Regions from separate parts of the Mus musculus genome. Here all the other regions are linked to region 1. The links are chromatin loops, found by intact Hi-C in ENCODE. Cell type or tissue: left cerebral cortex. All regions are shown on one strand. Region 1 overlaps Rngtt (RNA guanylyltransferase and 5'-phosphatase). Region 2 has its middle 15 kb from the start of Gm32955. Region 3 holds the start of Akirin2 (akirin 2). Region 4 has its middle 18 kb from the start of Gm52726.

Region 1 (8,000 bases):
CAGAGCTCTCAGATGCTAACTCCAACAGTGAGCTACCACCCCCCCAACCCTTTGTTTACTGTATATTTAAGGTAAGAGTCCTACTAAATTGCCAGAAATGGCCTTGCTTTTGATACTTCTGCCTCTGGCTCCAGAGTACCTGAGATTACAGACCTGTGCCATCTGAACTAGCCCTAACAATTTATTTTGCTGAGCAAACTTTTTGTTTTAATTAAGTCAAAATTAGCTACTTTTAGGGCTGAAAAGTTGGCTCAGCCATTAAAAATTAGGATTACAAACAAAAATATATTTAAAAAAAAGCCTCTCTTAAATTACATAATTGTAATTAAATTCAGTTTTCTGCCCGTTGAAGAAATATTTTCCTAAAATCACTAGATTTTTCTACTATGTCTAAAGACATTTCATAAGTCTAGTTATTTTTAAGTAAACCATCCATTTCATGTTTCTTTGTATCTATACAAATACGGGGATCAGACAGCTCTAACAAAGGCTAAAGGCACTTGCCATGCAGGCCTAGCAAGCCCAGGCCTACCCAGAACATACAGAACACGGAAAGAAAGAACCAACTCCAAAAGACTGGGAGGAAAGTAGAGGGGGGCAGCAAGAGTCACGTGATCTAGTAGGGAAATGAGGAGGGGGGAGGTAAAATGCCCAGACATATAAAATTGTTAAATCTAAAAAGAAAAAAGTTAATAAAATTTAAAAAGAACATAATATGCATTATTTCCCCAGGTCTCATGATTAGCAGTAGATAAATTTAAAGTCAAATATATACTGCCTCCATGAGTCAGTAGGCATTTCATTCCATTTATGCCACAACAGACTCACTTAGATGATATACACACTTCATGGTAGCTGGAAATAAATCTCTATTTAGACTTCTGCATAGAGTTTTCTTACTGCCGAAACTGAAATATATTTCTAATTGTCACCTCATCTCTGAAAAGACTATAATAAAAGTTAAATTATTTTTGCTAGTTAAGGCTTTTTGTTAGAAATCTCACAAAATAGGCCATGAGATGACAAAGAAGATATGGTAATAAGTCATAACTTCAGAAAAAAATTAGCTGAAAAATAAGACAGCAAGCCCCTGTGCCCATAATGCCTATGTTTAGCCTTCCTGAATCCAGCACAATCCTGGTCAAATCATGATTTAGTCATGTTTGTCTGTTTGTTCTTATGGTGTTTGCAACAACAACAACAACAAAAAATAATACAACAGAGATAAATTTTAAAAACCTTTTTTCAATCTCCCAAAAAAATAAGGCCAAGATATTACACTAAAAGGGTTAAGACTTTTGAAAATAAATATAACATCTGTTGGGTTTTGTTTTGTTTTTTTGTTTTGTTTTGTTTTGTTTTCCCGAGACAGCGTTTCTCTGTGTAGCCTTGCTGTCCTGGAACTCACTCTGTAGACCAGGCTGGCCTCGAACTCAGAAATCCGCCTGCCTCTGCCTCCCAGGTGTTGAAATTAAAGGCCTGCGCCACCACACTCGGCTAAATATAACATCTGAAACACAAAATTTTTCTGAAGTATAAACAAGCATACATATACTCTAGTGTAAAATAAGTAAATTTTAATTATACTGAATTCACCAGCATGTACTCAGATTACAATTGTTATCAAAGCTCTAGTTAACTCATAAATATGATACCTAGTCTATAAATAAGCCTGATTTTAACAAGTGAGCTGTTTAAAAAAAGAAAAACTGGTCTCAAAGATATGGGCACAGGGAAAAAATTCCTGAATAGAACAGCAATGGCTTGTGCTTTAAGATCGAGGATTGACAAATGGGACCTCAAGAAACTGCAAAGTTTCTGCAAGGCAAAAGACACCGTCAATAAGACAAAAAGACCACCAACAGATTGGGAAAGGATCTTTACCTATCCTAAATCAGATAGGGGACTAATATCCAATATATATAAAGAACTCAAAAGGGTGGACTCCAGAAAATCAAATAGCCCCCTTAAAAGATGGGGTTCAGAGCTGAACAAAGAATTCTCACCCGAGGAATACCGAAAGGCTGAGAAGCACCTGAAAAAATGTTCAACATCCTTAATCATCAAAGAAATGCAAATCAAAACAACCCTGAGATTCCACCTCACACCAGTCAGAATGGCTAAGATCAAAAATTCAGGTGACAGCAGATGCTGGCAAGGATGTGAAGAAAGAGGAATACTCCTCCATTGTTGGTGGGATTGCAAGCTTGTACAACCACTCTGGAAATCAGTCTGGAGGTTCCTCAGAAAATTGGACATAGTACTACCGGAGGATCCCGCAATACCTCTCCTGGGCATATATCCAGAAGATGTCCCAACCGGTAATAAGGACACATGCTCCACTATGTTTATAGCAGTCTTATTTATAATAGCCAGAAGCTGGAAAGAACCCAGATGTCCCTCAACAGAGGAATGGATACAAAAAATGTGGTACATTTACACAATGGAGTACTACTCAGCTATTAAAAAGAATGAATTCACGAAATTCCTAGGCAAATGGTTGGACCTGGAGGGCATCATCCTGAGTAAGGTAACCCAATCACAAAAGAACTCAAATGAAATGTACTCACTGATAAGTGGATATTAACCCAGAAACTTAGTATAGCAAGATATAAGGTACAATATGTAAAACATATGAAACTGAAGAAGAACTAAGACCAAAGTGTGGACACTTTGCTCATTCTTAGAATTGGAAACAATCACCCATGGAAGGAGTTACAGAGACAAAGTTTGGAGCTGAGACAAAAGGATGGTCTATCTAGAGACTGCCATATCCAGGGATCCATCCCATAATTAGCCTCCAAGGGATGACACCATTGCATACACTAGCAAGCCTTTGTTGCAAGGACAGTGATATAGCTGTCCCTTGTGAGACTAGGCCGGGGCCTAGCAAACACAGAAGTGGATGCTCACAGTCAACTATTGGATGGATCACAGGGCCCCTAATGGAGGAGCTAGAGAAAGTATCCAAGGAGCTAAAGAGATCTGCAACCCTATCGGAGGAACAACATTATGAACTAACCAGTACCCCAGAGCGCTTGACTCTAGCTGCATATGTATCAAAAGATGACCTAGTCGGCCATCACTGGAAAGAGAGGCCCATTGGTCAGGCAAACGTTATATGCCCCAGTACAGGGGAATGCCAGGGCCAAAAAATGGGAATGGGGGGGGGGGGGTTGGGATAGCATTGGAAATGTAATTGAAGAAAATACGTAAGAAAAAAAAAGCAAAAAAAAGCAAAAAGCAAAAATGCATTCTAAATAAAGTTGAAATTTCTGATTTAAAAAAAAAAGAAAAACTGAAAAATACTTGTGTTTAGATACAACCCCAATATAACCTGAGATACCTGTGGTCTTTTAAAAAGCAACAATCCAATCAACATAAGTATTAAGAATATTAAAATATGCCTGGTCTACAGAGTGAGTTCCAGGACAGCCAGGGCTATACAGAGAAACCCTGTCTCGAAAAAAACAAAAACAAAACAAAACAAAACAAACAAACAAAAAAACACCCTAAAAAATATGAAAATATGAGGAAATATTTATTTAAACATAGCAGAGTCTCTGTTCAAAGTGCATCTTAGTATGTCCATAAAGCAAAAAATGTACCAAAACTAGACAGAGGGAAAACTTTTAGCAGTAGTTTCAACTAGAGGTGGTCCCTGGAGAGTTGGTAATGCTAGAAAACACTAGAGAGAGCAAGGTGCACTACTGCCATCTAGTGGCACAAGCCAGAGACAGGGCTAAAGACCTACCCAGGACAGCAGGGCCAAAGGAAGTCAGTGACAGTAACAGCAAAGAAAGTCATATCTTTAATTACCCTTTGGCTCTACTAACTTGGTAATGTTAAAGAACTTTAAAGTGAGGGCTTCGTTTCTCACTTGTAAAAATACAGCAATAGCATTTTGCTTGCCTAAAATAGGGTATCTAGACCAAAGTTGTATGTTCCTCTTCAATCTCCAGTTACAAAACTTTGGGAAACACTCTTTCAGGCTTGCCACATGACACTATCTTCCACCTACCCTCTTACCCTTGCTGTTACCTAAAGGTAACAGTGTTTCCGCTAGTTTTCTTCACTCCCTTTAAAAAAACAAAAATAGACTGGTTTTGACCATAAACCACTCTCCTAGAAGACTCTGAATATAGCCATAAAAATTACTCCCAAATCTTCATTTCTAGACCTAGTTACTCAAAGAAACCTAGATGCTCTTTTATGAGTATGACTAGGTCAAGCACCAATCTAACACTGCTCAGGCGGCACCCTAGGGTTTTAGATCTGAAATAGAGTCACTCACTCCCCATCCCATCTTGATCAATAGGAACCTCCTACCCACTCAGGCCCATTTTCTAATAGAGCACTCTTTCTAATAGAGTCTCTGTCACCTCTGCACTCATCCATTATACCCACGAGTTTCCTTCTACTCTGACAGCCCAGCTGCTATCCCTAGAGCCAAAAGACCCTGTCAGCTGTCACTGATGCTCACCGCAGCTGGTTAGCTGGCTGACCAACCAGGACTCAAGCTTCTGGAGCCGACAGTGAGGTCCCTATCCAGTCTCCAGTGCTTCCTCTAGTTTCCTCTTTCCTACAGTCTTTATATGGAATAATAAAGACAACAATCATTTCTAATAGCTATCATTTACTGTATATTTTCCCACTGACCACAGGTGCTAAGTACACGGGTGCTAAATTACAGGATTCCTTGAACATTCTAAAAAATAGATTAATTCATCATAATCTCCTGTCTTCATAGAGCACATACAACAAAGAAAATAAGCTAGACACAGGAAATATTCAAGCCCAGGTATATTATTCCACATTCAAAATGCACACTAACTACTATAGTAAACTGGGTCAATGGAAAAACAGATATTCACATCACATCACACACACATACGGAAAATTTTCAAGACATCGTGAAAATAATTTTCTAGATACAACACTAAAGGAAGAAGCAACAAATATTAACATCCATCACAGTAAGAAAAGTTTGCCCAGCAAACACATTACAGGGTGACCTACCAGAAAGTAGGGAGTTAGTTAAAAACTGTATCTAATAAATTTAATAAAAATTAGTATATAATAAGTATCTAAAAACTGTATCTGAAATTTGGTATTAATAATCAAAATATAGAAAATTGTGAAGTTCAAAAATGAAACATAAAGAACCCAAGCAAACATTTCTCTAAAGAAGCAACTGAGGTGTGAACCTGACATGAGAAGGTGCAGACCAACTGAGCCGTCTCCAATCAGACTGGAAAACAAGACCTCAGTGGGAACTCACCTCAAGTCTACTAGGATGAACACTACCAAACAGACAAAAGAGCGACTATGTTCTTATCAACTGTAGAGGAGGCAGTGAACACCTGCTGAAAAGTGTGCTGCTACAGCACTAGGGGAAACTCCTGGGGAGTCTCTGCCAAACAACCCAACAATTCCACTTCTCAATACATCCAAAGCTAAACAAAGTGGGATTGCTGAGAGAAGCCTGTGCATCCACCCTCTCTGCTGCCCACAGTAACACTTAAATGTCTCTGAGAGATGCATGTATGGTTTTTTTTCTTTTTCTATTTCTTCTTTTTTTTTTCCTCCAATTTTTAATTAGGTATTTACTTCATTTACATTTCAAATGCTATCCAAAAGTCCCCCATACCCTCCCCCCAACCCCACTCCCCTACCCACCGACTCCTACTTCTTGGCCCTGGCACTCCCTTGTACTGGGGCATATAAAGTTTGCAATACCAAGGGGCCTCTCTTCCCAGTGATGGCCGACTGGGCCATCTTCTGCTACATATGCAGCTAGAGACACGAGCTCTGGGGATACTGGTTAGTTCATATTGTTGTTCCTCCTATAGGGTTGCAGACCCCTTAAGCTCCTTGAGTACTTTCTCTAGCTCCTCCATTGGGGGCCCTGTGATCCATCCAATAGATGACTGTGAGCATCCACTTCTGTGTTTGCCAGGCACTGGCTTTAGCCTCACAAGAGACAGCTATATCAGGGTCCCTTCAGCAAAATCTTGCTGGCGTATGCAAGTGTCTGCATTTGGTGGCTGATTATGGGATGGACCCTCAAGTGGGGCAGTGTCTGGATGGTCCATCCTTTCTTCTCAGCTCCAAACTTTGTCTCTGTAACTCCTTTCATGGGTGTTGCATGTATGTTTTAAATGTAATAGATAAAGATTTACTATGAAATATTATTTAGCTTTTAAAAGTGTCTTGCAGCCGGGTGTGGCGGCGCACGCCTTTAATCTCAGCACTTGGGAGGCAGAGGCAGGCGGATTTCTGAGTTCGAGGCCAGCCTGGTCTACAAAGTGAGTTCCAGGACAGCCAGGGCTATACAGAGAAACCCTGTCTCGAAAAAACCAAAAAAAACAAAAACAAACAAAAAGTGTCTTGCCATTCTCCACTGCACAGGTGGAGCTAAAAGACATTCTGCAAAGCAAAACATAGAAAGAGAAAACATGTGATCTCCCAGGTGCAACCTAGAACAACCTAGAAACAAGCAGAAAGAATGATATTGCCAGGAGCTGCAAGGGGTCAGAAAGGTACAAAGCTGACCAAACAATGCTTCAAAACTAGTGAGTGAGAGATGATTCCTGTTAATTATGTGGAGCAGGCTGATTATTTTACATATCAGAATACCAAGGTGTACACTTTTAAAATGAACAATTTAGGGGCTGAAGATGGTTAGGAGCAGAAGATAAGAGCACTTGCTGTTCTTGCAGAGAACCCAGCTTCAGTTCCCAACACCCACATGCTGGCTTTCAGCCATGTCTAACTCCAGTTCCAGGGCATCTGACACCATCTTCTCGCCTTTATGGCCAGCAGGCAGACAAAATGGGAGCAAGACGCTCATATGCATATAATAAAAATAAATCTTAAGAATGCACAGTTTGTGTAAGTCAAAAAAATATCACAAAATAAAGAATTTAAAATAGTTAAAAGTGCTATCTCTTTGATATCTTCAAAAGTCCTATATTTATGAATGTACAAATCTACAATATTATAAAGTGTACGGATTACCAATGCAGAGTCTTCCAAAACTACCCTGCATGTTCTGGGTGTTGTGAAGCATCCCCTGGCACCAGAGCAGTAAGCACCATTCCCACAGATAGCCTTAACTACCATCCAGGAATACTGACCCAATACCCAATACTGATCTGAAGTGTATATTCATTCCCTGTTTACCCTCAACAAATATTTCTCCACCAGCTACTATGCAACCTCTGCTAGAAGCATAAAGACCATAAGTGAATCCAGGCAGAAGTTTGTTACAAAAACCGTGAGTAAGGTAATGACATAAGAAGTTCAAAGCATGATGAGAGCAGAGGCAGCGGCATTGTGAAGAAGAGTGGAGCGAGTACCCAAACGAAGTAAAATAGAACCTGAGAGTTAAACACACAACAAAGAAAGGTAAGAGAGAATCTGCGTAATAAATAGATTTGCAGTGCATCAACTGCAAAGTGTTCATGTCTCTAGAAAGCAATTTTGTACAGGCACCAAAACCGTCAATGTAAACTAGGCAGCCTCAGTATCTGTCTGCAGGACACACTGGTCTACTAAAGAAAAGAGAAATTTTAAACAGGGCTGACATTCAATAGATGCTCTGGGCCCAGCGCCGCTTACCTGTCAGTGAAGCTTCTCCAGGGAAATAAACATACCTAGGTGGCACATGAAGGAAAACTGAGAGACAAAGAGAAGAAAACACAAGTACAGCCAGAGTCACTTACATAAACACATTTCAACTACTTCATTTATAACTCTTACCAAATGCACGTTGGTCTACCAATAGAATGAATGCACCTCTAAAATTCTGAACTTCAAAAATAAAGAATGGGGTTAGAGGGATAGCTCAGCAGCTAAAAGCACCAGATGATCTTCCAGAGAACTGGGTTCCAATCCCAGCCCCCAACCAGCAGCTAACTGTGACTCTACTTCCAAAGAATCGAGTGCCTACTTATAGACCCTACCAGCACTGCACATACATAGTGCACAGAAAAAAC
Region 2 (8,000 bases), 190 kb before region 1:
TTCTCTCTTCAACCAAGAAATAAGCAGATAAAGGAATATTAGAATATGCTCTGTGGGGGAGTGGTGGGGTGTGGGAGAAGGGGGGTGCCTCAGCGGGCCCATGCCAAGGCATCCCTTCCCCTGAGGGGTCAGCCACACAATGGTGTAGCATAGAATAGAGTTTATTTGGGGCATGGGAGGGGAGTTAAGAGGATAGTAGAGGCAGAGAAAGGCAGAGAGAAGGAGAGAGTAGAGAAGTATAGGCTGGCCATGACCACGTAGAAGGAGGGGGGAAGGGAATGGGGAGAGATGGGTAACAAGGGACAAGAGAGTAAGAGACAAGAGAGACAAGAGGGAGAGGAGGGGGCAAGCAGCCTACCTGGCTGTTGTCAGATAGCTGTGGGGTGGAGCATACCTGGCTATTGCCAGGTAACTGATGGGGAGCTTAGAATCCTAACAAAGCCCTTGCTTCTCTGAAGTTCTGCAGAGTACACTCTCTTTGCTCCTTGCAATTACCTTTGCTTGAATGATGCGCCCTTCTGTGAGCTTTGCCTCTCTCCTCTATGAATTCGTGGTACCTAGAAAGCAGTCAGCAAGAACAAAGCCACTGTAATAATTTAAACAATAGGTTTCGAAGACTAGAGTTTGGGGAGCAGTGAGCATCTTGCTTGCACATCTGGCTGACCTGGAAGCTAAGGCTAACAAGATAAACTGAAGCTAAATATCAAAGGATATCAGATGCATGAAGAGTCTGGGTCCTCTACACAGTTCTTGTCACCTGTAGACTTTTGTGTGGTGAGTAAATCAGATCTATGATGTGAAACTATGGTTCTTATGACACTCTGGAAGAACTGGCCAGAGAAGTCCACTCTCAGCATGAACTTCACTCAAGATTTGCCTTTCCAAGCAAGAGGTGGCAAGGGAGTGGAAGTAAGACAAATACTATGCAGCTGGACTCACAGCCAAGTTATTGGAGAGCTGTAGAGAAAAACCCCCCAGAAGGACTCTAAGATTGCCAGCTCATGAGTGTGAGAGGCAATAGCATCATCATCCACCCTCCAAGGAGCATGATCCAAGTGAGACTGGAAATGTCCAGAGGAACACGTATAGTCCCAGGATCTGTCTATGTGGTTCTGCAGCTTAAGGGAAACAGCACATTTGAAGTTCAAGGATGGTAGGGCTCAAGTAGAACATTGCAAGAGTAGGTGAGATCCCACCTACACCAGGAGAACACACCTCAAAACAGAAGTGGACCTCTGAGGAATGCCAGCAGCAAATCTAAGGTCCTTGCCAGATTTCCGGACTCTGGCACTGACAATGAGGTAGCCCTGCAGATGCATAGCATCCTGTCCCCCAAGTTCCTCTGAGAAATGATTCTTGCAGTCTGCCATCTCTTAGAATTATTTTTCTGTTTGCTAATAATATCCAGGAACAAAAACTCTGGCTCACAGGCTTGGGTTTAATGTGATAAAAATCCATATTCACCTTGAATGAGCTATTTCAGATAACAGATATTTATTTGATCAGACTCCATTATTCCTTCATCTCTACCCTGCCTACAACAACAACAACAATAATAACAACAACAACAACAACAACAACAGGCTCCATCCAAAGGTTCAGGAGACCATTGTTCATGGTCCTTCAGACCCTGGAAGTCAGCAACCGCAAGAAGAGACATTAAAAATTAATGAATGTGCTATACTCAGTGTCCTGAAGTCAAGGCTATTTAAGTAGATAAAAGAGGCCTGGGGAGGGAAAGTCTTGTTGCTAATGTTTTCTTTATAATTATTAGGTGAAAAGAGAGAGAGAGAGAAGTGGGAGAACACAGCTACCACCGAGACAAAGTGAAAGGCGTGCATTAGAAGAAAGGATGCAGACAAATGGAGCACTCTCAGGCTCGAGCTCCGGGAGGGGGAGGAGGCACAATGAGAGTGGGGAGCTGCAGGGGGGGGAGAGGCAGACGCTCTCCACCCAGGCAGCTTCGCCTACAGCCTGGCCAGCCCTGACTTGAATAATGAGGCTGTTTGGACGAGCCTGAGGCCAGTGGTGGAGACTTATATAAGAACAAGTCTCTGGCTACGCTAGTCTTCACAAAGACACCCTGCACTCCTCTCTGCTGCACTTGTCTGTGGCCAAGGAGTAAGTTTCACATAATCACTGCAGCACCTGTGGCTCCAGTGGAGGGGAAAGGCATGCTCCGGTGAAGTGAATTAAAATGCCAGTCCTCTTGCTAAACACAAGGATACGAGCTGAGTTCTGCAGTGGATAAACTGGTACCTGCTTCCCAAAAACTTGGCTGCCAAGCAGACTTCTCCCAACACACAGTGCTTCATGAGCTGGACACGAATCTACTACACCTTTTTTTTTTTTTTTAATACTACTTACTGCAGGATCACAAACTCAGAATATCAAAACATTTTCCAAATCAAGCCTGAAGCCAAAGGATTCTGTGTGTGGCTTACAGGGTGCTTCCTAGGAAAGCCTGCTAAATGGTTCTAGAGAGAGAACTGGAATGCAATGGTTTGCAGTTCTATAGAGAGCAGATATTCCCAGGGAAGGAAGTGGCCCGGGGTTCTGTTATCTATGAAAGAGCATGGCTTTTGAAAACCTTAGGTCAGGTGGGCGCTTGGGGGTGTGCCGAGATGAAGCCACCATGCCACAAAGCCCAATTGCTGGTCACTGTTTTATATGGAACCGTAAGCTGAAGGAGCCTGGGAGAGACGAGGATTGCATTTCCCTTCCTATGTGGTAGAGCTGAGTGGTACGTTCCCCCTTTGTCTAAGTTCTGCTAACCAGACCCTCTTGCAGGTCCTCCCCATCTCCCTCCTCCACGCCAAGGAGACTGTGACATTGATAGAGACCCAATGGCATCGCAGGCTCTTGGCATAGCTCCTCTTTCCCCACATATAGAAAGAAACCATACTGGCTTTCATAGAGATCTTGGCTTCTATGTGAAGTCATCTTTGTCATAGACTGACCCCAAAAACTCAGGTTTTCCAGTGAGACTGTTTCCAGTTTCGTCTGCCACTCATTTCTGTACTCAAGAGACATTGCGTGTCAATCATGTGCTGACTGCTGTAGGTGCTAGGCCGGGAGAAGATGAGCCCCACCCTCCAGCAGCCCTGAGTCTAGCCGCAAACACCAATTATCCTCTGTTTAACCTGCCTTGCCCTTAGGGGCCCAGGATGTGAACAGGAAACAGGCATTCAGGCAGATGGGGTCCTTCCCTCTCCAGCTCCACTGGCCTCATTTTGGTTAGTCTTGTCCCTGACTTTGACTTCCCATCTTGAAGCTCAACCCTTCTTGCCTTTGCCCCCGCCACAGTCGCCAGAACTGTCAGTTTTGCCTGAGCCATGTTTTCAGCCTCTCCTATCCGTCAGTCACGGCCTTGATAGCTGTCACTGGTCAAGTGGCCAACTGGTTCCCCTAGCCTCGGGCTCTCCATCCTCAGTCCCGCTGCCATTTTTCCTACGCGGTCATTTTCCTAAAATAGAAATGAGATTGCATCACTCCTTATTTAGAGACAATCATCAAGTCACTAAGCTCTCGGTGTGACTGGGCTTCACACCATCTGCAGGCACTTGGCTTAGGAAGAAGTGTCGTTGAAAGCAAGATGACTCAGCCAGGGACTATGAAGGGCTGACTCAGGGCTCTCATCATAACTGCCCCTTAGAATCCTAAGAGCTCGTGTGACCCGCAGATGCCAGCACTACTCGCCCAGCCCAGACCATTGACTCTGAATGTCAGATGAAGTCTGGGTGGCCAGGCAGGGGGACTCACCGGAGATTTGAACTTTGAGTTGGATTATGGGGGGAAGGTAGCATGAGACTCTGTCTCTTTTTCAGAACTGCTCTTCTTCACTTTCAGATATCCCTGCAACATCACTTTCTTTCCCTAAGTTCCCTGAAATGGCTTAGTAAGTATGTCTAATTATCAGTCAATCACCAGCAGGAATCACCAGGCAGATGCTGTGCTCAGATCAGAAGACTCCTCCCACGTGCGCTTCAGGGGCAGTACCTCAGCCAGTACAAGTCTGACTTGGGAGGGGCCTGGAGCGGCACGTGACCCGCCTTTCCATCCCACCTCTCCTCACAGATGCTTTCTAAGTAGTTTGACCCCTCCTGTACCAAGAAATTGATCCTGTCAGCTATAGTTATCTTTTTCGCATAAAATCTCTCTCGTGGTTTATTTTATTGGGGATCTTCACCCCCTCCTCTGCCCTCCTCGATGCCTGCAGCGCTGGGCCGCACTGCAAGTTCCAAGAATGATTTCTAGATCTCTCTCCCTGCCAGACTTGGGAGAGCTTCATTTTCACATCGTGCTTTGGCTGCAAGGGTTAACTTTCCATTTCAGGAGGGGAGTGTGGGGTTTCCTTCCCAATATCTGTATGATCCAGTATGTGTTTATACTCACGGCCCCTGCCACACAGGTCCTTCCCCCTCATCTCTCATTTCCTTCACACCAGAAGTCAGACCATTTCTGTAGCAGACAGAGTCTGCGGGAGCTGTTGTTCACAGCTGGTGAGGGAAAGGAACAACTGGGGAAGAAAAAGAAAAGCAAGAGACCAAAAGGACAAAGGGCTCTTCAGGCAGAGGGAGCTGTTGCCACAGGCTTGCGGAAGAACTCAGGGCTCCTGCAGGCTGCTGTAGGCTTTTTGTTTTTTGTGGCAGTGAACCCAGTCACCCCTTGTTTATTGAGTCCTGTGAGCTTGGTACAGCTCTCTAAGGCTGCCGGTTCCATATCTAAGCATTCTCCTTGCAAAGGCATCTGTCATGGAAATGAAGCTATTTGCACAAAGCAGAACTAACACTGAAGGGAGGAATACAAGCCAAGAGACACAGAATTAAGACATAAATATTCAGAGCCGAGACCTCTAGCCTGGGCTTTGTGTGAGGAGAACCAGAGAGCCTGGCTAGGTCTGCTTCGGGCAGGGCAGCGGATGGCTGGTGAAGGAGAAAGGAGTGAGCCACCACTGAGGAGAGGAGGTGGGACTGAGTTGGTGGGACTGGGGAGGGAGAGAATTTCTTGACATTGTCTGTGTTTAGGACTGCGATCTGTCTTCCACACCTTTTCAGTTCACTACACTGACTATCTTGGAGAGGTAGGCTGTACTTTGAATGTGACTTCAAGCTGAAGAAAGGCCCGGCCAGCTCATTCTAATAAGGACTATAGATACGGGTAACATCCTTGTAGACACCAGTCTACAGTCTTGAGGATGAGCTGGCAAGAAACTAGGGAGAGAATGTGAGACGATCAAAACACAGTTCTCAGGATGGTATAAAGAAATGGGGCTCAGTTTCCCACTAGACTGGTGATTCTCAACCTGTGGTTCTCCACACCCCTTTTAGGGGTCAAACAACCCTTTCATAGGGGTCGCCTGGTCTGCAGAGTCTCCTGCAGAAGCCAGGAAACACTGCTGCTGAGGAGGCCACACCCACCCGAAGACTAGGTGTTCCCTCCGCTCTTCCTTTCCCTCCTCCGCAGTGTCTCTGGAAGCATCCACCACCTTGAGGGCTAACAGGAATCCATGAAAGAACAAGCCTCCCTTGGAGCTTACTGAATTATTAAAATATTGCCATGAGATGTTACTTGACAGAATATATATATACTTTCCCCAAATCACTCTACGGAATATTTGAGGAGGAAAAGAAAAAAATGACTGACAGTTGCCGTGGAAGAAGTGGGAGAAGCTTCTAGCCTTGAGACCACAGCCCAGCTTCCCAGCCCTGGAAGCCACGTTCATGGGACTCTATATGGATCAGCCAAAGAGACTGGCACTAGGCAGGAAGATGAACAAACACCCCATTGGTAGAAGGATTAACCTAGAACCTGGGGCTCCAACCTTCAGCCTTCCTCCAGCGGGAGTGGGATCTGACCACTGATATTTCCTCTGACTTTCTGATACATCGTTTCGTCAAAACAGCCAGAGCAGTGCTTCCCTGGGCCCCTTCAGCTGGGGTGGGGAGAGAGAGAGATGAGAGAGAGAGAGAGAGAGAGAGAGAGAGAGAGAGAGAGAGAGAGAGGTTAGAAACATAACCAGTCCGTGCACATTCCAATTTTCTCCATCAGATAAAAACTAGTCTGCCAATTCCCAACCACAATCTCTTGAATCTTTTATAATCAGAAAATCTCTTTCAATTGTGACAAGAATTCAGTTTTCTCTCTGCCCCTGATTGCCCAACGGTGATTACCCCTCCCAAGCCTTTTTTTTTTCTTTTCCCTCATTTGTGCAAGGAGAAGCTGTGGGTTGTAGCCTGCTTGCTAAGAGCCTTACTCAGCACTAACACTCGAAATCTGTGAGAAATCTTATTACAAGTTATTACTGATTTAGCTACAAGAGAATACAATCCTTTAAAAAAAAATCTACGAGGAGTCCCAATGACTTATATCCAACTTGACAGAAAAAAGTAAAGTCCCCTTGGCATAGGGGAAGTAATTAAAGACACACATTCTATTTTCTCTTTTGGAGAGCTCAACAACCCATTGGCCCATTAGACCTTGTCTAGGGCTGATCTTTATAATCTTCCCAAGAATTTTAGACTCTTGATGCATTTGCTCATGATAGATGCGATGACACACAAACTAGCAGCTGGCATTGTCTTAGGAGATTAGATGTCTGTATCTCACTCCCTTGAAGGCCAAAATAGATACCTCTAATTGGGGAGGAACGTTAGGCTCTTCTTGCTATGATTTCTTGGGGGGCAGGGGGAGAAGGTCACATCTTTGTCTTTACCACTGTCAACAAACTTAATTTCTGGGGGGGGGGGAAGCATGCATAATTGCTGTAAGTGGGCCCCACCACTTCCTCTCGTTTTTCTATCGGCTCGATTCAGCTGTCAGTCTTTTTTTTTTTAATTATTTATTTATTATATGCAAGTACACTGTAACTGTCTTCAGACACTCCAGAAGAGAGCATCAGATTTCATTACAGATGGTTGTGAGCCACCATGTGGTTGCTGGGATTTGAACTCAGGACCTTTGGAAGAGCAGTCGGCACTCTTAACCGCTGAGCCATCTCACCAGGCCCGCCACCCCCAGCTGTCAGTTTTATGTCACGCCTTAGCACCAAAGATAGGGAAACTGGAGCTTCGCCAATAAGTCGCAGCTCTAGCACTCGATCTCAAGACTTCTGACTGCAGGACAAATGCCACACGAACAGCAAAGCCAAGAGGCGAGTGAATGCCGAGCCAGTCCTCCATGAGGCAACACAACAGAACGAGCTTCAGGGGAGGGAGGAGTTTAGTGCTGCCTATTGGACGCGGATGGATACAAGGGACGAGAGAAGTACAGTGTCCCATACGTGCCAGGGAGTCGGTGGCCACCCTGGAACTCCAGACCCAAACTCATCTTTTTTTCTACGCTACCCAGATAGCCTTAAGTTCCACCTGGAAGACAAGTCTATGATTACTGGAAGACAGGAGGAGGCGAAGCACTTCTGAGCCTCTAGGGGAGATGAGGTGCCAAGTTGCAAAAGCAATCGCTGAGAACCAGCCTGGAAGGTTTTGCATCTGTGGGATATTTGTTCCTGAATACCCCCAAATGCTACATTACCTATATTTCTTATTTTTGCATTTACATCGAATTTTATGGCTTCATGGTAATAAAATCATTCCATTTATACTATGTTCCCACCCAATAAGCTTTTACTAAGATATATCCTTTTATGCTGCCACTACGTGCTTTGATTAACGGAGTTACCGATTCGCCTGGTTCCACATTCAAACAACTGTCCTGATCAATTTCTGTTTTTCAGACTATTGCTCTGATCCACTGCCCTGCTTTGTAGAGGATAGCCGAGACCACTCGCCACCCCGGCACACTGTGCCCCATGTAGGTGCTGACCTGTATACTTCAGACTTGTGCAAATCAGCCTGACTTGATCAGTGTTATTCTTATTACTTGTAACCTGATTAAAGTCATGAATCTCTGAACTATAACTGTGTTTTCAAGATTGTCATCTAAATTATGTAAATAACTAGTGCAGTAATTAGCTCTCTTTGATGAGCTTCCGTTTAGGT
Region 3 (8,000 bases), 1.2 Mb before region 1:
TATAAACTTCTAGGTCTTCATTAGTTTTAGCTTAAAAAGGTTCAACCACACATTTACTGTGTGATTAAAAATTACAGCAGCAAATATGTACATTTTAGCAAATTTAAACTTTAACAATCTTCCCTCATTTTTCAAGAAGCTAATCTTTTACATTTTCAAATGAACTGAAATACCAACTTAATATTTAGCAAACTCTAAAAACATCAACTGGCAACTCTCTCTCCTCTCTTTCTCTCTCTCTCTCTCTCTGTCTCTCTCTCTCTGTCTCTCCCTGTCTCTCTCCCTGTCTCTCTCTCTCTCTGTCTCTCTCTCTCTCTCTGTCTCTCCCTGTCTCTCTCCCTGTCTCTCTCTCTCTCTCTGTCTCTCCCTGTCTCTCTCCCTGTCTCTCTCTCTCTCTCTCTGTCTCTCCCTGTCTCTCTCTCTCCCTGTCTCTCTCTCTCTCCCTGTCTCTCTCTCTCCCTGTCTCTCTCTCCCTGTCTCTCTCTCTCTCTGTCTCTCTCTCTGTCTCTCTCTCTCTCTCTGTCTCTCTCTCTCTCTCTCTCCCTCTCTCTCTCTCCCTCTCTCTCTCTCTCCCTCTCTCTCCCTCTCTCTCCCTCTCTCTCTCTCTCCCTCTCTCCCTCCCTCTCCCTCTCCCTCTCCCTCTCCCTCTCCCTCTCTCTCTCTCTCTCTCTCTCTCTCTCTCTCTCTCTCTCTCTCTCTCTCTCTCATTGTGAGACAGGGTTTCTCTGTGTAGCCTTGGCTGTCCTAGAACTCACTCTGTAGACCAGGCTGGCCTGGAACTCAGAAATCCGCCTGTCTCTGCCTCCCAAGTGCTGGGATTAAAGGCGTGCCCCACCACCACCCAGCTGATTTGATTTTAGGTTTCAAGATGTGGTCAAACTAGATCAGCTGGCTAAAAGACTAAAAATACTCCCAGTTATTTTACAGTATACTGATTGAGATGTGGAGACTCTTAAACACTCTGCACTACAGCACTGACATGGCAGACTGGGAGATCATTACCGTTTCTGAACAACCTCCCTTAAGTAAAGAAACGTGTCATAGCTCCCTGCTGTGTTAGTATTCAAGATTATTTTAACTGCATAGGGATATATTGTAACTCTCAAACTTATCACTAGCTCCAATGAAATTTATTGCTAGTTACAGCTATTTTAAAATGGCTCCATTAGTAGATAGGACACCATTTCAATGTTCAAATTTAGCATTTCATTAAAAACAAAAAATGTCTGCCCCAAGAATTCATTCTCCAGCCCGGCGGAGGTGGCGCCCGCCTTTAATCCCAGCACTTGGGAGGCAGAGACAGGTGGATTTCTGAGTTCAAGGGCAGCCTGGTCTGCAAAGTGAGTTTCAGGATAGCCAGGGCTACACAGAGAAACCCTGTCTCGAAAAACCAAAAAAAAAAAAAAAAAAAAAAAAAAAGGAATCCATTCTCCACTTTGTTCCCTTGTTTTACAGTAATGACTAAAGCAGGGGGTTCTCAGCGCTCCTGATAAGCCCACCCTTTAGCACAGTACCTCATGCAGTGATGATCCCAACCCTATGATTATTGTTGCTACTTCATAATGTAATTTTGCTACTGTTATAAATCATAATGCAAATATCGGAGCGTTCCCCCGGGGGTCGCGGCCCACAGATTGAGAGCCATTCCTCTAACAACTCGGTCAGGAGTGCCTTTATACACATATGTGGGGGAGGGCAGCTTAGGTATGATCCTTAAATAAACGTCTTGGAATTTCTACGAAAAGTGACTGCAACTCATAAAACAGCTTTTGGCTACGTTATATCAAAAATTTAAGAGCCAGACTAGGTAACTGAGGTTCTCCATGGATTTGGGTATGAATATTTAAATGTGACATTTAAAAAAACACACATGGTACAGTCAATTTCATATAGATGTTACCAAATACAGAACTCTATAGTTCCCATCTTTTTAAAATGAATTACTGAGAAAAAAAAAATTTAAGCTAAGCAAAGGCTTTAAGGATGATATCACTAAGGGCTTACACACACAGGCTCACACACTCTTGCATGCCACACACAAAAGAAACAGACTTACACTTCAAGTCCATTAAAGTTTACCCTAAGATTGTGCCGAAGGCACACAAAGATTTCCAAATGCAGAGGGGGAAAAAAAATCCCTAGGTACACATTTAGTATACAAAAGCAATCAAAGGTCCATCCGGCAGACACTTTGAGAAAATGTTTCAAGACTTCAAGTCTGAAGTCCACTGGAATCTTGATTTATTCGTTACTCTCGAGGCTAGGTTGTTTTCTCCCAACATACTTCATTGGGATAACTAAAGCATTTACAAATAAACTAGTCAGTCTCAATTTGAAGTACACCTTCCTTTTCATTAAAAGTTCAGGATCTCTTAAGGACTGGACGCATAGTGAGATCACATTACAGTACTCGGGAAGAACATTTGCTTTGTTGTTGACCCTGCTAGGGAAACAGGTCTTGACTCAGCCAAAGTGGCGTTCTTGTGGGTGATTAATGACAGGCCTACAACTCGCCCCAGTGACATCCATCCCCCTCCAAACCCCACCCCTTCTATACTAAAACCAGCCAAGTCTAAAATGGAGGAGGGGCTGCCTTCTCGCCTCAAACCACTCAGTCACTGAGTTAATAGCTGCAACCAATCGATTCAGCCCAAGAGACCCGGAGATTCGGGTGAAATGTGACCCTTCTCTCGCCTGACTTATGAATAATATCACCCTCTCTGATCATTTCCGCTGGGGCTCTACATAAGGAAACGATTCTAGGGATCTAGCCCCAAATGATCTGCCTCACAATGAGGGACCCCCACAATGCCGGCCAACCCGACTCGTACCCACCCAACCTGCCGACACCACCCCCACCTCGGTTCAGGCCCTTCCTTCCCTTTGTGTCCGCACCCAAGCTCCCGGCCGCAGCCCACCCCGGCAGCCCCGGGGCCGAGGCCCACCTGTGGTGAGCCGGGAAGAGACGTCGCCGAAGGGGGAAGGCTCCATCCGGAGATACTTCTGCGGCGAGGCGGCCGCGGCCGAGGCGGCGGCGGCGGCGGTGGCGGCGGCAGGGGAGGCGGCAGCCGAAGCCGGCGCCGACAAAGGCGCGCACCGCCTCCGCTTCGGAGATGCGGGGCTCAGCAGCGGGTCGAAATCCAGAGTCCTTTTCAGAGTGGCTCCGCACGCCATGGTGGCGGGCGGCCGAGGCTCGGCTCGGGCGGGGCCGGGAAGGACGGGGGCAAACGGGCCCTCCGAGGTGCCCGGTGGGTGTGGGGCCCGGGACGGCGGAGCCGCGACAGGGCAGGCGGGCGAGGCGCGAGGGTCGCGCCGCCGGCTCGGGGCCGCTCCCGAGAGGCCGGGCCGCCCCCGCCGTGCGCTCGGGCTGAGCGCGCCGGGGCTCCTGCGCGGAGACCCGCTCCCTTCGGAAGTGGACCCGGCCAGTGGCGCGACCCAGACGCGATCTCCGACACGCCGGTGCAGACGGAAGCTCGTGAGTGGCGGCCACGCGCGGGAGCTGCGAGGTAGCCCGGCCGTACAGAGCTAAGCAATGCACTCGACCCTCTCTTCTCCACGGAACAACTCTGCCACCCGCCGCCGGCCCCAATATGGCGTCAATAACAACGCCGCCGATTCAAATCCTGCGGCCCCAGGGCGCCTGCGCACCGGGGGCGGGCCCGCCAGAGTGCATTCTGGGATTTGTGGGGTTTCGTGAAGGGCAGGGATCGGCCTGAAAGGCGGTTACCCAGAAGTCACAGAAACTACGACTCCCGTCATCCAAGGCGCACGATCCCAAGTTCCGGGTTGGAATTTAAATACCCCCTCATAAGTAAGAGAGTTTAAAAAAAAAAAAAAAAAAAAAAGACCTAAGGAAGAGAAAGGAGAGCCTGTGAGACAGTGGGGAAGAGGAAGCGAACCCATTGGAAAAGCAAGCTAAGCACTTTAGAGACCCTGTGAAGATTTGGCATAGTGACTTAAACGGGATATAACAAAGAGCCAGTCTAATATTTGGAGAGAGATTAATTTAGCTGTCAGGAGCGCCAAAAAACCAAATCTGTCACATGGAGGAGATAGGAAATAATGAAAACACCAATTTGGGTCCTCGAGACAGAACGACAGTAATAATATCAGATTACAGGATCTTTGAAGTCTGTGCTTTGCGCTTCCCAGATAGGTACTTGTTTGCTTATTAAATTCTGCATAGCTGAAAAGGAGCACAAAGTCAATTGTTTACTATGAGCAGAGAGCGATCAACACCAGAAATTTGTTGAGTTTGGAAGGCTGGGTGGGGTCTAGGGAAAGGCAAGCAAATAAATGCCTAGGGAGCAGGACCCATCTTTATTAGCAAAGTGGGAAGAAATATTTCTAAAATTTGTTTTTTCATCAACTATCTAAAATAGGGATCGACTACAGCACTGATGAAGTAATTTATGTAGATACTTTATATCTTCTGCCTGTGGATGCTAGCTCTCCACCAAGATTATAAGTATTAATACGCCTAATGCTCACTCTTTTCTGCTTACTCAGAAATCAACATATGTGGCTGCTTTATAGTTGTTTTGGACAATACCTCTCTATATATCCATTTGTTTAGAATTGTTCACCACCACAAAGATCAGCTTTCTTGATCACACTGTATAAGCAACTCTGTCACACTTATTTTAATTTAGAATATAGTTCTTAGAAAGTATCTTTTGAGAAAGACCAGCATTCTATGAAACAGTCACTTAACTAAGACTTGTACTAAGGATGTGTTTATTAAATTATAAAAACTCCAGGAAATCTGTTATTGTGCTGAAACTGACTGGACGTTCATACTTTATGTAAGAGCAGAATAAGAAAAGTTCTTGACTTTTTTTTTTCCTTTGGAGATAAGATCTGATATCAAATTCACTGGGTAGCCAAAGATGACCTTGAACTTTTGACCCTCCCACCTCTACCTCCTGAGAACTAAGGTTAAGATGATTGGCGTGTGCCATCATACATCGTTTATATATTGCCAGGGGTCAATCAAGCACCCTAGCAACTAAACAGCAGCCTCTCCTTTTGTCCACTAAGATTTGACCACAGGTGGCACGGAAGGTAAAAGGGAGCCACAAGACAGGACATTGAGATTGTGTGGAAGAGGAGGAAGGGGTAATAGAGTATTTGTGACATGAAAGCAGAAGGTAACTGCCAGGGGAGAAAGGGTACACGGCCTGGAGGAATGAACAGAAACAAATCAGGTATGAGCAGGCCATAACGCAAATTGCATTGTGGGCTAATGTTAAAAATAAACAAGAAATTCAGTAGGATAAATAAAAGCAATTGTATAGAGGTCAGAAAAAGAGCAGTAGTAAGGACTACCAGCGTTAGCCACTCTAATTGTCTGGGAATGTCGATATAGCTAGCATAGTTTGCTCATTTATGCTTTTGTCTTTTGTTGTTTGTTATTTTTGAAATTTGTTAGTTGGTTTTTCCTAACTGTTGTATGGCTATGAAGAGACACTATGATCAAGGATACATATAAGATAAAGCATTTAACTGGAGGCTTGCTTATAGTTTCAGAGGGTTATCATCATGGAAGGAAACGTGGCATGGATGGAGTAGTAGTAGTGAGAGCTTATAACTTGATCTGGAGGCAGGAAAGAGAGACAGAGAAAGAGAGACAGAGAGAAAGAGACAGAGAGAGACAGAGACACACAGAGAGACAGACAGACAGACACAGAGAGAGAGAGACACAGAGAGAGAGACACACACACACACACACACACACACACACACACACACACAGAGAGAGAGAGAGAGAGAGAGAGAGAGAGAGAGAGGGCCCCCCTTGTGATACATCTCCAACAAGACCACACATCCTACCTTCCTAAATAGATGACCAACTGAAAAACAAGTATTCAGCTTGTGAGCCTTAGTGCCAATTCCTATTCAAACCACCATGCTAATTACTTTGATTTGGGGTTTGGTTTTGTTTTTGTGGCTCTAATGGTACCCTGTGTGCATTAGGTATTTCCCTTTCCTGGTACCAGGGTTCCCTACAGAGTGACATTCAGTTTTGACATAGCTTGTACAGTAAGTTTTTCTAGTTTTTCTTTCTGTATTTTAAGGCATTTTTTATTAGATATTTTCTTCTACATTTCAAATGCTATCCCGAAAGTCCCCTATACCCTCCCCCAGCCCTGCTTCCTTACCCACCCACTCCCACTTCTTGGCCCTGGTATTCCCCTGTACTGGGGCTCTTTCTATATTTTTAATCGGTGTGTTTATTATAATCTGGATTTTCCTTAATTTTTTGTTCTTTCTGGTTTAAATTTAAACATGCCTGGGGCAGTTTCCCTTGGAAATTTGGGAACTCCTATCAGCAACAGTAATTCTTTCTGCATTAGGTCTGCAGCTCTAGGCTTATGTGGCCTACAGGAGGGTCAGGAGTTCAAGTTCATCCTTAACCCAGAGGCAACTTTCTGGCTTGAGAATGAGACTGGCTCTCACCAGGGAGTGGAACTCTTTGAAAAGATTAGAAGGATTAGGTGGTGAGGCCTTGTTGTCACTGGGAGAATGCCTTGAGGTTTTCTTTTTTCTTTTCTTTTTTTTTTTTTAAAGATTTATTTATTTATTATATGAAAGTACACTGTAGCTGTCCTCAGAAACTCCAGAAGAGGTCATCAGATTTCATTACAGATGGTTGTGAGCCACCATGTAGTTGCTGGGATTTGAACTCGGGACCTTTGGAAGAGCAGTCGGCACTCTTAACCACTGAGCCATCTCGCCAGCCCAAGGTTCTCAAAAGAAGACATTCAACACAGTGTTTCTTTCTCTCTGCCTGCCGGTCTGTATGTAGGTAGCTCTCAACTACTACTCCAGCATTTTGTCTGCTACGCTCCTGCCTTGATGATGGACTAAACCTCTGAAACTGTAAGCAAGTCGCTAAGTAAATGCTTTTTTTAATAAGAGTTGCCTTGGTCATGGTGTCTCTTCACAGAAAAGGCATAGTGACTAAGACCCTTTCTCAGTGCTTCAAGCTTGAAAATCTTGTCTATAAACTTTCACATTATTCTCACCACATTGAAAAAAAGAAGTCTGTCAAGGGATCTTTTGCTCCCACACTTAAAAAATGTCAGTTGATAACATTTTATTTTTATTTTTTACCACTCTGTCCTCTCAATAGTCCTCATTTGTAACAAGTCTTTCAGAGTAGCCAAAGGCTTTCAGAGAAAAACCTACAAAAAGTAATTCTAGCTGGGCAGTGGTGCGGCACACCTTTAATCCCAGCACTTGGGAGGCAGAGACAGGTGGATTTCCGAGTTCCAGGACAGCCAGGGTTATACAGAGAAACCCTGTCTCAACCCCCCCCCCCCCCACACACACACAAAGGGAAAAAAGTAATTCTAAGGCAAGAAATGAAAATAAATACAACTCTTAAAAACCATTCAGTTTTAACATAATTTTGAAGTGAATTTTGAGTTCATGCATCAAAAAGAAAGAGAAAACTAACACAGTAAGTTAAGTCAAGTTACATGAATCTAAATATATAGTGCAATTAAATGTTCCTGTGACCTCACAGCCAGGCTGGTTCTGCTGGTGAATACAGGCAAGTTTTAAAGGCTTGTCACACTTTTGTCACCATGTAGCAATTCTCTTCTGAGAAGCATCATCTTCCCCAGTCTGAGCAGAGAGCACACTGCTTTTACCAAGATCCAAGACTCTGATCCTTGCTTGGTACTAAACTGTCTTACTTTTTAATGGTTTTTGTATTTCCATTTTTTTCCTGTGTATTGTTGTGACTGTGTGAGGATGCTGGATGCCCTGGAACTGAAGTTACAATTGTGAGCTGCCATGTGGGTGCTAGGAACTGAACCTAGGTCCTCCGGCAGAGCAGCCAGTGTTCTTATGTTGCTGAGCCATCTGTCCAGCCCCAGTATTAGGCTTTATAACAACTTCTGATATAATCCTTAGAATCTGATTCTGACAAGGCATTCTTTGATTAATGTCAGTAAAATCGACATAGATAACGTAAGACCTAACCACTTGGA
Region 4 (8,000 bases), 130 kb before region 1:
ACAGTTCTCACGGTTACAGAAAGAGCAATGGTGCCGTTGTTGTTTGGGGCTTTATGGTTTTGTCTGGGAAGAGATGGAGGTTTTTCTGTGTAGTTGGTCTTTGGTGGCTTTTGGAAGGAATGGGTCATTCAAGCAGAGGCCAAATGTCAACAGCAGGTGTCCTCCCTCAGGAGCCTTCCTTCCCCTTGTTTTTTGAGACAGAGTTTCTTCCTGAACCCGGAGCTTAGCTCTTCAGCTACAGTGGCCAGTCAGGAAGCCCCAAGGCTGTATCTGTCTGCACCTCCCTGGTGGTGCTTTAAAAAAAAAAAAAAAAAAAAAAAAACAAAAAACAAAAAAAAAAACCTAGGTTGCATGGCAAACACTTTACCAACTAAGCCCAGGCCTGGTTTTTATTTGTTGAGACAGGATCTTGCTGTATAGCTTGCACCTCTAGTCTTCCAAAACCCTCGGCTCAAACAAAAGCATATGCTCCAGACACTTGAAATTGGGTGGCACGTTCTGTAGGATGTGTCTTCTCTCTGTTGTATAATATCCTTCTTTTCCTCTGGCAATCTCGTATGCACAGCAGTCCACACTGCTTGATATAAACACATTCGGTATTCCCTTTGATTCATTTGCAGGGGTTTTTATTTTCATGTTTTTAAAAAATTCTATATTAGTACTTTCAAGTGATTATCCACGGAAAACATGAGAGTTAAGCCATGGTTTTTAAATCTATGCTGTTAACCTCTATTCGTTATTTGGTGTGTTCAGATTTTACTCTTACTGAACTTGTTGGCATTTTACGATTTAAATCTGCTTTTGGGGGGACAGGGGTGTCTTTTGAGTATATCCATTCTTTTCCAGGGTGGATGCAATGGAATTATCCCCACTTTTGTTCCTGAATATGCTGCTATGTAGAGCAGACCGTTCCCAGCCCTGGGGACTACGCAAGGAGAGCCACGTGCTCATGGTTGGCTGGGCGCTCCCCCTCCACCTTCCATCATGACGAATGCTCCCGGGTTTCTCTGTTATCACTTGCTTTCTGACTTTAAAGTGTTACACAGTAATTCTTTAGGCAGATGCATGGACAACAGTCTCGGTTTCCCTTCACTGGAGGATTTTTGGTTTTATTTTCCCTTTGTTTCTGAAGGAAGTTTGCTAGATATAGAACTGAGGGCTTACAGTTTTGTTCTTCCTCACCTCTGGATTCTGATGAGAGATAATCTGCCCTTTATGTCACTCCCCGTCCCATACTGGGCGCTCCCGTGTGCCTGTCTGTAAGACATTCTCTCTATAATGTTTGGGAACTTGATGATGTGTGTATATGGATAGCTTTAACTTTATCCTGTTTGTGTTTCTCTTGGCTGTTTGAACATACACATTAATGTATCTCTTTCAGTTTTGAGAGTTGCTGACATTATTTCATATAGTAATTGCTCAGCCTCTCACTCTCTCCTTCTGGGACTCTGATAGACGCCCTGTCACTGTTCCACAGACCCTCGAGACTCAATTTATAAAATATCTTTTCCTCCTTGTTCAAATCCAATCACTTCTATTGACTTACGTCTTAGTTTACTATTTCTTTCCTTTGTCATCTCACTCTGAAGGTGAGCCTGCTGTTTGAGTTTTAGAATTCGTTTTATTCTTCATTTCTGTAATTTCTACTTACTTTTTCTTTATATCATCTGAATTTTTAACTGAGAGTTTGTTTTGTGAACATTCATAATTGAGAGCTGTGTCACCATTATGACCGTTATAAATAAACCCTTTAAGAATGTTGTTATCCTTCTTCCTATTCTTCCTACAAAAGGTTTGTCTTGAAGAGTTGGGGTGTTATGTCATGAGACTATGGCACTTACTTCAATATTCCACATTCATACAAAACCAATCATCTAGGTTCCAAGGACAAATTTTATTTTGTGGATATGAGGCTGGTTTTCATTTCAAGGTCTTTATATTGCTTTTCTCTTCTGCCCTCTTTGGGTGTGGGGAATCTCTACAAATATCATGGCCAGAAAACAGAGTATCAATCCAGGGAAGACAAGAAGGGGGTTTGATTCAATATAACAGTAGCTGGTGTTGGTGCAAACACTGAGATTCAGGCATTTTGGGAAAAAATTTTCCTGGTGATAATCAACTCAGTCCCTGTGTGCACAACAAAGCTTACTACATGGTTACATTGAGACCCTGGAGTACAGGTGACATCTTCCATAAAGATATTCTCTAGATTCTCTTAAAAATAAAGTAGGCTTATCATAAACAAGGTAAGGGTCTGGGGGTAAGGCAGTGTGGCCTAGCCGTACTAATATGTCAAAGGCCAGCAGGCCATTACCCACATTCAAGAACTGCCTTCCCGGCAGTAAAACAAGTCATACATGTCTTCTTTGAAGAGACCGTCCTGCCTGTTTAGCATTCCTGTTTTCGATGGTGCTTATCTGTGAGCCCAAGGACCTACAGTCCTTCTACACCTGGGTATCACTCAGGGCTCATCGTGAAACCTGTGTAGTCTGATTTTGGTTCTCAGATTTAGCTGCTCTGTTGATTCTGATCATATTCACTCACGAGGCACTTGGGGCCTGCCCATGAGTTCTGGAACAGATCTTGACAATGTCCTGATTCAGAGAAGAATACAATGTGGTCACAATGACAAGCAGGGCAATGGATGTCCATCCCTCCGTGGGAAGGTGTTCTAATTTCATTTCTGTTGCTTTGACAAATACAATTTTAGCTTATTCTCCTCAGTCATCGAGGAAGTCAAGGCAGGGAACCAAAGCAGCGGGCCGCATGACATCCAGTCAGGGGAAGGAAGAAAGGAGTGCACTGGTTGGGCCTCTAGGCAGCTGTCACTGACCCTCTTCTGACACTTACATGAAGAAAGGCTCTATTTACTATTAAGTAGTGCCACACAGGGGGCCTGAGTCTTCCTACATAGGCAACCAACCAACAAGGCCAGTCTGATCCACGTAATTCCTCATTAAGCCTCTCTTCCCAGATGGTTCTAAGTCACTCCAGTTATCATTTATGGCCTACCATTGCAGTTGAGGAAAGAGTAACCCAGACCCTTGAGTCACATCCACCACCAGGACACCAGGGAAAAGGGCGTGGCTCAGTGCTTTCTTGGTATATGGTAGGAGCTGCAGAGAGCTGTGTCCTGCATGACCTCCCTGTCCCAGGGCTTCAGCTAGAGAAGTCATGTTTAGGAAGTGAGCCCATTGACATTTCCACATTCTGGGCTTTAGTGCACAAGCTAGTATCATAAACAGGAGTCTTTCTCTCTCTCTCTCTCTCTCTCTCTCTCTCTCTCTCTCTCTCTCTCTCTCACACACACACACACACACACACACACACACACACACCCCTCTATGTCTGCCCACTGTCTTTTCTCTATAATACAGAGTTTTCTGGTAGTTAGCTTTTTACGTATTTTGTCCAGGATTTTCCATTGTAACTAGCAGAAGTAGTGGGGTGTCCTTATTCCATTTGTCTGGGATTCTAAGTCCTGTTTTTCAAGTATCCACCAGAAAATGGAGTGTCAGAGTAAACTTATCCATGCCAACCGAAGCTCCCTGATGCTACAACTGGAATTTGACTGCTTCCCTGTCAGACAGAAGGTCTGTGTCTTAGGCTACACTTTGGGTATCCAGACAGCATCTCTGTACTAAACATAGAAAGTTGATCAGTTTTGGTTTTATTTATTATTTTCATGTCACATGAGAGGAAAGTTGCTTCTTTTCTGTCAGGAAGCTAATTCATTAGATACTAGCACTGGTGCGTTTGGGGAGTGGCCAGTCAAAGCAATGAGCAACCAGGAGTCTCCCCACACTCAGAGGAGGTCATGTGAGAGACATTTGCAGTATTCCACTTGCAAATGAAATGTCAGTAAGAGGCTGAGTAATGAGATATTTTTCGTTGAAGGGCAAGCTCCAGCTCGGTTCACGTGTGGCGGGACCACACCTTCGCTAGAGAGAGGCTATGTCATTGTTACAAACCGCACCTGCACTTTCTAACTCTCTACTAAGCAAGGCCAGCTTGGCTTGGAATTGGAATACAAATGGGATCCAGCAGCCCACTTCAGGCAGTAGCAGCAAGCAAAGCAGAAAGCTCTGTGGGTGGAAGCAAGCCCCGGGTCCCTGTGGATTTGTAAGGAAGGCCGTGAGGGGTGTGAACTTCAGTCTGTCACCCACATCTAATCATCACTTCGGCATTAACCTGCTGGGGAAGCCTGGCAAAGGGGCCCAGCGATTGTGAGCATCAGGAATGCCACCTGCTAGGCAGTGCTGGGGATGCCCTCTGCTGAGAAGCACGAGTCTCTTTTCCTAAGCTGCGGTGCCAAAGCCTGCAGAGGGAACGGAGCTGAGCACCCTTGGCTTGCCACCCTCACAGAGCACGGTTTCTCGGCTCTCTTGGTGTTAAGTGAAATTTGCATTTCTGCTGCTGCTGTGTCTTGACAGCCAACATTTCTCTGTGTGTTTTTGGTGTGGAAAACGATCGTCCCACAATTGGCATGGTGAGACTCTTCCTTAGGCGAGGTATTTCCTTTGAGACTAAACTGCCATTTGTACTGTTTTGTTGTTTGAGACAACACATTGCCAGGCTGCTCAGGAAACAGAACTGAGGAGGCAGGCAAAGGTTTTTTTGTTTTGTTTTGTTTTGTTTTTTCAGGAGTGTGAGAGGCCATTCTCAGGTCTTGCCCAGAGCACTGGAATCAAGGAGCACTGGCAGGGACCTCCCTTGACTCAGGCAGCTGTCAGCTTCAAGCCAGGCCCGGAGGTCACATACATGCCCGCCCTTCACCCTTGCCTCCTGAAAAGCCCTGAAGAAACAGCCCTTCCAGAGGAATGCAGGGTCGGAACAAAAGATGTGAGCTAGCTTTCTCTCTAACTCCAGGGGGAGCTCGGAGCACCTCGCATTCTGTCCTATGGGCGTTCTCGTTTTCATTCTCTGTGGGCTTGGATTGTGTTTCTGAGGAACACAGCTGGAATAAGCACTGGGTTTTGAAAATACAGGCACACACATCTGCCAAGGATATAGCATGAAATGATTTTGTTGTGTGGTGTTTGATAACTGCACCCTGAGAGGTAAAGACTTTACCTCCAGATACTATTGGTTATTCTTTTGTTTTGTTTTGCTGTTTGTTTGTTTGTTTGTTTACCAAAACCCAGCTCCAGGAGGTATCCCTGTGATTCTGCTGTCTCTGCAGCTCCCCATGAAGTCATGTTCCTATCAAGACATGTTCCTATCAAATGCAAACAGGTGTCCTGTGGGACTGACCAACACTATAGCCTTTCAAGGTGAGACAGGCCTCGTCACCCACTCCCTCTGCCTCAATGCCACTCCCCACTAATGGAGCCACACAAATACTTCAGAACCATTAAATCAAGCACGTGGAAGCTACCAGTGGTGGTTTGAATGAAGATAGCTTCTATAGGCCAACAGGGAGTGGTACTATTAGGAGGTGCGGCCTTGTTGGAGGATATGTCACTGTAGGTGGATTTTGAAGTTTCAGATGCTCAAGCCAGGCCTACTGTTACTCTCTTTTCCCTCTGCCAATCCAGATGTAGAACTCTCAGCTACCTCCCCAGCACCATGTTTGCCCGCATGCTTCCTGCAGCGATGATAACAGACTAAACCTCTGAACTGTAAGCCAGCCCCAATGAAATGTTTTCCTTTATAAGAGTTGCAGCGGTCATGGTGTCTCTTCACAGCAATAGAAACCCTCACTAAGACATTACCCTTGACCTCTGAGCCATGTTGCCAAGATGAGGCTCCTGAAGAGTCACTAAATGATGGAGAAGATGGATGGGTAAATGCTTGAGTGGTAAGATAGCTGGGTAGATGAATGAACTGGTAGATGGATGAATGAGTGGGAGGATGGGTAGATAGGTGGGTGGACAAATGGATAGATGATAGATGGATGTGTGGTTGGACAAGGAGATGAACGGCAAGGCAGTGGAGTACACTGCTCCATGGTGCCTCGAAGCCCAGTCCACAAGGGAAACTTTCAGCCTTGCTAGCATCAGTGTCCGGTAGGAAAGCCCAGCCTCCCCCACAGCTCTGGCCCTGAATGGTAGATGTAGACGTAATGAGCTGGACTTGGAGCTCTCTCACCCACGCTGACATCTGTGCCTCTCCTTTGGCTCATACAAGAATATGGCCTCTCCTGGAAAAGGAAGAGACTTCATTGGAAAAGGCCCCTGGCCATGCACCAAGGCATGGAGCTAGTCTACGCCAAAGCCAAGACCAACCCGTTACCCCTGCCCTATTCTCTAGGTAAAAAATGAGTCATCAGAAGGAAAAGGAAACAAATCTGTTGTGCTGGCACTTAGTCTCTCTCCCAGTGAACCCCAGCAGCGATGGGAACACCAGTGTTAAGAATGAATGCCAAGCTAAGCCCCTCCCTTCCCAGCTGTCAGGCAGCAGAGCCAAGAGCCCCAGCCTGGCAGTGGGCAGGAGATGGATGGGCGCCAACACATATTTTCTGGCCCTGAGCCTGAGGTCATTGGTTCTGGGACTCACACCAAAGAAACTAGACTGCAGGACTCAGGGTGCACGTGGCTTAGAGCAAGCTCTTCTTTGGGGACTAGACTATCTTCAGTGACCAATCCATCACTGGCACGTGTCATAAGGAACGTGCTCTAAGCTGGATGGTGAAATCAGCCAGTTCCTTCTGGAGGAGAAGAGCCACTGAGTCCAGAAAAGACTCTCCTGGGAGAGGTACAACAGTCTCCACATTTTAAAAAATAATTTATTTAATTTTATTTTATGTGCATTGGTGTTTTTGTCTACATTCTTGGGAGTAGGGGGTGTCAGATCCCAGGCACTTGCCATGTTGACGCTGGGAATCGAACCCCAGTCCTCTGGAAGATCAATCAGTGCTCTTAACCACCAAGCCACCTCGCCAGCCCCAACACTCGCCAACTTTAACTTGCCAGATTCTATGGTACCAAACCTTTCTTCTTGTCACCTTGTCGTACCTGCTGGTTTGGGGAAATCAGAAGAGATTTCTAGACTATTCTGCTCATATTTCAGGCTGAAATGCATGAGATGGGATAGAAGATCATTCCCACCATTCTGATAGTTCTCCAGGGAGTTGTGTGCACATGTGTGAGCATGTGTTTGTGTACACACACTTATACACCCACACACCCACACTTGGATCTCAGAGCTAGACAAAGTCCTAGTGATCCAGATCTGAGTCATCACACCCAGGGTGGCCGCTTCACTTCTTTCTGAAATGTAAGCTATGGGAGTTAGAAAGACCGCCCTCCCCCTCCTCATACCTCTCCCCCCCCCCCAACTCTCCTCCCCCCAGTCCCCAGACATTGCATCTGCAGGCCAGCTGTCGCCATTATCCTCACTAGGGGACCCCTTCCAGCAGTCACCTCCATGAGTTCCCCACCCTGGAAGATTGACGAGGAAGAGGGAAGAGGCTGCAGAGCTGCCTCAAGGGAGAGACAGCCCATCCTGGCCTCCAATTTGAAACAAGATGAACACTTTGAGAGTTCTCCTAGCCAGGGTAGTATGGGCTAGGTGGGAGGTGGACTGAATTCCCAATCCAACTGACAGTATGAACAGTGGGTAAAGTGACCTTTTAGAAGCTCCCTGACCTCTGTTTTACTCTTTCATCCATCCATAGTCCTAGTGGCCCTCCGGTGGCACCTGAGTCCCTTTGTGTACAGTGCAGGAGTGCAGGAGGCACACCCTGTCCTTGTCAGGTGAAGATGGGATACGACCAGCTGGAGGACAGACTGAGGAGGCCTCCCCGTCACCGTCAGCTCTCCGAGCCGAAGGCTCTGCTCTCACAGATCCAAGAAGGGCCTTTTGAATTTTCCTCTGCTGGGTAGAGGGATACAGATCCTTCCCACACATTCTGTACAGCTCAGAAAATCCTCTACAGCACTCAGGGTGTTTTGTTTTGTTTTGTGTTTTGTTTTGTTTGAGTTGAGTACTCAAAATATCCAGCAGAGATGGATAAAGAAACCTCTCTAAGGTAGTCAATTGGCATGCTCCACTGGGCA

The links. Peaks named below come from ENCODE experiments on the same cell type or tissue, not always from the same donor. Only the 100,000 strongest peaks of a DNase experiment are listed, where the experiment ranks them.
Region 2: it touches region 1 in a loop (4-fold over the local background); 11 of 42 quality-filtered maps call a loop at or near these places.
Region 3: a loop joins it to region 1, with 3 times the contacts of the local background. A loop is called at or near these places in 11 of 42 quality-filtered maps.
Region 4: a loop joins it to region 1, with 3 times the contacts of the local background. A loop is called at or near these places in 2 of 42 quality-filtered maps.

What each region holds. Positions count from the first base shown.
Region 1 is chr4:33,392,395-33,400,394 of GRCm38, reverse strand. All of the region lies in intron 12 of Rngtt (RNA guanylyltransferase and 5'-phosphatase), which reads right to left. Among named protein-coding and RNA genes, the nearest start is that of Mir8118, 42 kb to the left of the region's middle. In left cerebral cortex, a CTCF peak has its summit at 3,722 (motif pointing left); DNase peaks (open chromatin) are centred at 3,715 and 6,770.
Region 2 is chr4:33,583,374-33,591,373 of GRCm38, reverse strand. No RefSeq gene overlaps it. Among named protein-coding and RNA genes, the nearest start is that of Gm32955, 15 kb to the left of the region's middle. In left cerebral cortex, a CTCF peak has its summit at 4,586; DNase peaks (open chromatin) are centred at 2,044, 3,547, 3,986 and 4,635; H3K4me3 peaks cover 478 bases; H3K27ac peaks cover 935 bases.
Region 3 is chr4:34,546,219-34,554,218 of GRCm38, reverse strand. Akirin2 (akirin 2) reads right to left here and starts at 3,604. Exons shown (of 5, transcript NM_001007589.3): 1 at 2,946-3,604. The coding sequence starts at 3,174. In left cerebral cortex, no CTCF peak of the experiment used is centred here; DNase peaks (open chromatin) are centred at 2,630, 2,766, 3,126, 3,696 and 1 more place; H3K4me3 peaks cover 3,358 bases; H3K27ac peaks cover 2,020 bases.
Region 4 is chr4:33,523,093-33,531,092 of GRCm38, reverse strand. No RefSeq gene overlaps it. Among named protein-coding and RNA genes, the nearest start is that of Gm52726, 18 kb to the right of the region's middle. In left cerebral cortex, a CTCF peak has its summit at 4,874; DNase peaks (open chromatin) are centred at 4,862, 6,139, 6,375, 7,150 and 2 more places; H3K27ac peaks cover 1,086 bases.